Regions from separate parts of the Homo sapiens genome. Here region 2 is linked to region 1. Evidence: read pairs that join two places in POLR2A ChIA-PET (ENCODE). Cell type or tissue: PC-9. All regions are shown on one strand. Each heading gives the region's core, and the rest is flanking DNA. Links, peaks and the distances in the headings are about the cores only. Region 1 overlaps MED19 (mediator complex subunit 19). Region 2 overlaps CTNND1 (catenin delta 1).

Region 1 (2,910 bases), core at 197-2,696:
CTCCTGTACAGCCTGATCAAAGCCAAGGCTAGTTCCTAGTTGTTCTTACCCTGCTTCTTTCTCCCCCAGAATCGACATAGTCCAGACCACCCAGGTATGGGCAGCTCCCAGGCCAGCAGCAGCAGCAGCCTACGCTAATAGGACCACTGGACTCTTTGCCAGGATGGCTTTTCCTGCTGTACTGAACCTGCTGATAAAAGCTGCCTTCCAGGCTCTTGGACACTGCCTTGGGAGCATCCTGCAGCTGGGACAGAGGCCAGCTCCTGTTGGGCTCAGTTGAGACTAAGTAAATTAGGAGAGAGAGGGACATGCTTTTGTAGGCTCATCCCAGTTGGTTTTCTCATGGACATCTCTTCCTCTCCCAGGAAGCTTACAATTTTCTTCTCTCTCTTTTGTGCAATTTGTCTGATTTAGGACTTGTTCTGTGTTTTCTTTAAAAAAAAAAAAATTACATTTATCAAACTGGCTGAAGTGTGACTGCCTGTTAAGAGGTATGTGCCTTTCTGTGAATCAGGATTTAAGACAAGGCATTCCTAAGACTTGAGGGGATTTGGGTCTTGTCATTACATGATCTCACTAGCAGGCAGGGAACCAACCAAAATGAAAAGTGACCCAAGCTTACTAATACTCCACAGCAGACACGTAACACTCTGCCCATTATGTTGAGAACCAAGCGCCTCGGTGATCTCAGGCTCCATCTGAAGAGCTGATCCAGGTAGGGCTCAACAGTGTATTCTAGGTCAATTTTGTGTCGAAAGAGAATAGCCAACTGAAAACACATGGACAGTCACCCATGTGTTTCAACAAGATTGGTTCTTTAGGTCAGAAGCCTGTGATCTTTTGAGATGAACTTCTGGCAAGCAAAGGTAAAGCTTCCCTTCTCTTTACAAGAACTTTTGACCTGCTTCGGTCCTTAGTTAAGACAATAAAGTTATTTAGCTGATGTGAAAACATTTCTAAAACAGCAACAAAATGTAGCCTAAACCATCAAAATGTGAAAAACAAAAACAAAAAACACTTTTAGTTTTTCCAGCTGGTTAGGTAACTGAAAACATCCATGAGAAAACCTGAATTAATGTAATCTGACTTTAAATTTAACACAGTTAAAATCTGTTGCCGTGAAAGCCAAGGTTGTTCCTGAATCAGTGGGTGGAAAACCACTCATTCAGCTGGTTTAAATCCAGGATTTCAGAATAAGAGTTTGCTGGGTTTTTTTTTTTTTTTTTTTTTTTTTGAGACAGAGTCTTGCTCTGTTGCCCAGGAGTGCAGTGGCATGATCTCGGCTCACGGCAACCTCTGCCTCCTGGGTTCAAGTGATTCTTGTACCTCAGCCTCCCAAGTAGCTGGGACTACAAGTGTGCGTCACCACACCTGGCTAATTTTTGTATATATATATATATATTTTTTTTTTTTTTTTTTTTTTAAATTTTGGAGAAAGAGTCTTGCTCTGTCGCCCATGTTGGAGTGTAGTAGTGCAATCTCAGCTCACTGCAACCTGCACCTCCTGGGTTCAGGTGATTCTCCCACCTCAGCTTCCCAAATAGCCAGGATTACAGGCACCCATAACCAACGCCCAGCTAATTTTTGCATTTTTAGTACAGACGGGGTTTCACCATTTTGGCCAAGCTGGTCTTGAACTCCTGACCTCAGGTGATCCACCTGCCTTAGCCTCCCAAGGTGCTGGGATTACAGGTGTGAGCTACTGCACCCAAATAAGAGTATATATATATATATATATTTTTTTTTTTTTTTTTTTTTTTTTTTTTCCTGAGACGGAGTCTTGCTCTGTCACCCAGGCTGGAGTGCAGTGGCGTGATCTCGGCTCACTGCAAGCTCCGCCTCCCAGGTTCACGCCGTTCTCCTGCCTCAGCCTCCCAAGTAGCTGGGACTACAGGCGCCCGCACCACGCCAGGCTAGTTTTTTGTTATTTTTAGTAGAGATGGGGTTTCACTGTGTTAGCCAGGATGGTCTCGATCTCCTGACATTGTGATCAGCCCGCTTCGGCCTCCCAAAGTGCTGGGACTACAGGCGTGAGCCACCACGCCCGGCTAAGAGCTTATATTCTTAAATTTTGAGTAATTAAAGGGCTCTGGTCAACTGCTTGAGATTTAGTGTCTAAGGATACCTATTTAAAATTAGAGCACAGCTTTTGTCCAATAAAATGCAATATATCTAATTGAACTGACACCGATATCTAGTTAACCTGCCTTCAACAGGCTTTCATACCTGTTACTATGTCACCTTTGGCTGTTTCCAAAATTAGCTTTACTTTCCAGAGACTAAATCCTGTATTAAAAAACAACTGTAGCTGGGCATGGTGGCTCATGCCTGTAATCCCAATGCTTTGGGAGGCCAAGGCAGGATTGCTCAAGGCCAGAAGTTCGAGATCAGTCTGGGCAAAATTGGTTGAGAGTCTATCTCTACCAAAAAAAAAAAAATTAGCTAAGCATGGTGGCATGCAACTGTAAGTCCTAGCTTCACAGAAGGCTGAGGTGGGAAGATCCCTTGAGCCCAGGAATTTGAGGATATAGTGATCTGATTGTGCCACTGCCCTCCAGCCTGGGCAACCAGAATGAGGCCCTGTCTCTTGAAAGAAACAACTTTTAAGAGTTCTCTAAGCTTTCAAATAACAAGCAGTTTTGGTGATTTCAAGAGACCTTTTTTCAGGAATTTTTGAATTAAATCACCCAAATAAAAACAGGACCTGTTGTTTTTAGAAATGGAGTCTCTATGTTGCCCAGGTTGGTCTGGAACTCCTGGGCTCAAGTGATCCTCTTGCCTCAGCCTCCCTCAGTGCTGGGATTACAGGTATAAGCCACCGCACTGGGTCTCTTTTTTATTTTTTTAGTTGTTAAGTGGCTAATTTCATTATAGTCTTGCCTAAAGATGGGCTGGGACCAGAGAAGTTTA
Region 2 (2,910 bases), core at 161-2,660, 82 kb before region 1:
AATACCTAGTTTTACTCTCAATAAGCCATTAAGTCCTACATTACTGGATCCCACCCACACTAGAAAGATATTCCTGCTATTACCCAGAGTCCATAGTCCATAGTAAAGATCCTTCATCCAAGCAATGATAATGATAAAAACTCAGTCTCGTCTGTAAGAACTCCCAACCAAAAGAAGTTAAATTAAATCAAATACCCAGAAGGACCAAACAACTAGACAGTGCTAACCAGATAGGAGGTCCAAAAAACAAAAAAATCACTTACCGGCCGGGCGTGGTGGCTCAAGCCTGTAATCCCAGCACTTTGGGAGGCCGAGGTGAGCGGATCACAAGGTCAGGGGTTTGAGACCGGCCTGACCAACATGGTGAAACCCCGTCTCTACTAAAAATAAAAAATTAGCCAGGCTTGGTGGTGCACACCTGTAATCCCAGCTACTCAGGAGGCTGAGGCAGGAGAATCACTTGAACCCGGGAGGCGGAGGTTGCAGTGAGCCGAGATCATGCCGCTGCACTCCAGCATGGGTGACAGAGCTAGACTCAGTACCCCACACACACACACACACAAAAAAATCACCTACCAATAGCACAGTCCCTGGAATGATTTCTTCTACTGTAAACTGACTAAAGAAATACAATTTGGAATTATGATTCTTAAGAGGTTAAGTGTATAGGCTTTGTTATCTGCCTGGGTTTAAGTATAAGATCTATCCTTATTAGCTATATGACTTTGGGCAAAGTATCAACCACTCGAAACTGCAGCTTCCTTTTTTGTAAAATGGAGGAATAAAAATACACAGGGTGGTTGTGAAGATTAAATGAGGCATTTCATGTAAAGTGCTTAGAAAAATGTCTTGACGCACAGAAAGCCAGTAATATTGTTACTACTACAGGGACTAGAGCTTGGGTGTGGTTGGTGGAGTTTTTGAAGTTTGTAAACCAGCCTCCCCAGGCTCCCCTCTTTCATTTGCAGCAGACCTGAAAACTACAGGAATTATTCACTTTTAGAGGGAAAAACAAAATAAAACTCCAGATTAGGGGTCAAAAGACTGGGGGTCCAAGTCTTGGCTCCTCCAAAAACTAGCTAGGAGACCTTGGAAAAGTTATAACCCCTGTAAGCTTCCATTTCTATTACTCTTCATGGTTTAGTTTTAATGAGCTAATATATATAAAACCATAGCCTATGTGAACTCTGAAGTTCACCAATCTTTGGGTTTTTGCAAAAATAATTTTGTCTTCAGAGCCAGTCTCAAAGGCAGCTCTCCTCCTTTCTTCCTATTTATTCATTATAAAATCAAAACCAATGTCATGGCCGGGCACCACGGCTCATGCCTGTAATCACAGCACTTTAGGAGGCTGAGATGGGAGGATCACTTGAGTTCAGGAGTTCGAAACCAGCCTGGTCAACATGGTGAAACCCCATCTCTACTTAAAATACAAAAAAATTAGCCGGGCATGTTGGCACACACCTGTAATCCCAGCTATTCAGGAGGCTGAGGCAGGAGAATCACTTGAACTCAAGAGACAAAAGTTTCAGTGTGCCGAGATTGTGCCACTGCACTCCAGCCTGGATGACAGAGTAAGACTCTGTCTCAAAAACAACAACAACAAAACGAGTGTCACAAATTTATGCTCTCCATCTAAAAACAATGACAGGCAAAACTCCATTTCCATGTCGTTCTAGGGAATTTTTTTTTTTTTTTTTTGAGACAGGATCTAGCTCTTGTCGCCCTGGCTAGAGTGCAGTGGTGTGATCACAGCTCACTACAGCATGGACCTCGTGGGCTCAAGCAATCCTCTTGCCTTGGCCTCCCAAAGTGCAGGGATTACTGGCATGAGCCACTGTGCCCAGCCATTCTAGGGAATGCAAAGGGCTTTTTTCAAAAGCACACTGGGCTGGGCAAAGTGGCTCACACCTGTAATCCCAGCACTTTGGGAGGCCAAGGTGGGCAGATCACTTGAGCCCAGGAGTTTAAAGATCAGCCTGGGCAACATGGCAAAACCCCACCTCTACAAAAAAATTACAAAAATTAACTGGGCATGGTGGTGCACACTGTAGTCCCAGCTACTCAGGAGGCTGAGGTGGGAGAATTGCTTGAGTCTAGGAGGTCCAGACCACAGTGAGCCACAATCACTACATTGCCACCTGGGCGACAGAGTAAGACCCTGTCTCAAAAATAAATACGTAAATAAATAAATAAATAGCATACCAAGCCTCCTACTGCAGAATACTAATCAACAAAATATAGCACCTGTAACACTACAGAACTGTATTACATAACATTCAAGCCAGAAAGGGGCCCTTCAGATACCTAAAAGGCATTTATTTGCCTTAACTGGCACCTGACCCCAAATTTGAAGAAATATTCCGGTTCAACCACAAACAAACTTGCCATTTTGTTTCTAAATCAAAGAAATATATTTTGTCAAGATTTTCTATGGCTTTTTTTTTATTTTGAGATGGAGTCTCGCTCTGTCACCCAGGATGGAGTGCAGTGGCGCGATCTCGGCTCACTGCAAGCTCCGCCTCCCGGGTTCACAGCATTCTCCTGCCTCAGCCTCCCCAGTAGCTGGGACCACAGGCGCCCGCCAACACGCCCGGCTAATTTTTTGTATTTTTAGTAGAGACGGGGTTTCACCGTGTTAGCCAGGATGGTCTCGATCTCCTGACCTCGTGATCCACCCGCCGCGGCCTTCCAAAGTGCTGGGATTACAGGCGTGAGCCCGGCCTTTCTATGGCTTCTTATCAGTGCTTATACCAGAGTCCAAAGTCTAAGTACCCCGCCCTACCTCCACTTGATGTTCCACGTTTTTTTTTGTTTGTTTGTTTGTTTTTGAGATGGAGTCTTGCTCTGTCGCCCAGATGCAATGCCGTCATCTCGGCTCACTGCAACCTCCACCTCCCAGGTTCAAGC

Evidence for each region. Peaks named below come from ENCODE experiments on the same cell type or tissue, not always from the same donor. Only the 100,000 strongest peaks of a DNase experiment are listed, where the experiment ranks them.
Region 2: POLR2A ChIA-PET joins it to region 1 with 9 read pairs; 18 of 35 experiments call an interaction of 5 or more read pairs at or near these places.

What each region holds. Positions count from the first base shown.
Region 1 is chr11:57,701,266-57,704,175 of GRCh38, reverse strand. MED19 (mediator complex subunit 19) reads left to right here. Exons shown (of 5, transcript NM_001317078.4): 5 at 70-466. The coding sequence ends at 138. Among named protein-coding and RNA genes, the nearest start is that of MED19, 9.5 kb to the left of the region's middle. RefSeq lists an enhancer at 1-41. In PC-9, for the core only: no CTCF peak of the experiment used is centred there; no DNase peak of the experiment used is centred there.
Region 2 is chr11:57,783,201-57,786,110 of GRCh38, reverse strand. The region is part of intron 1 of CTNND1 (catenin delta 1); the gene reads right to left. All of the region lies in intron 2 of TMX2-CTNND1 (TMX2-CTNND1 readthrough (NMD candidate)), which reads right to left. Among named protein-coding and RNA genes, the nearest start is that of CTNND1, 23 kb to the right of the region's middle. RefSeq lists an enhancer at 1,355-1,855. In PC-9, for the core only: no CTCF peak of the experiment used is centred there; no DNase peak of the experiment used is centred there; H3K27ac peaks cover 905 bases.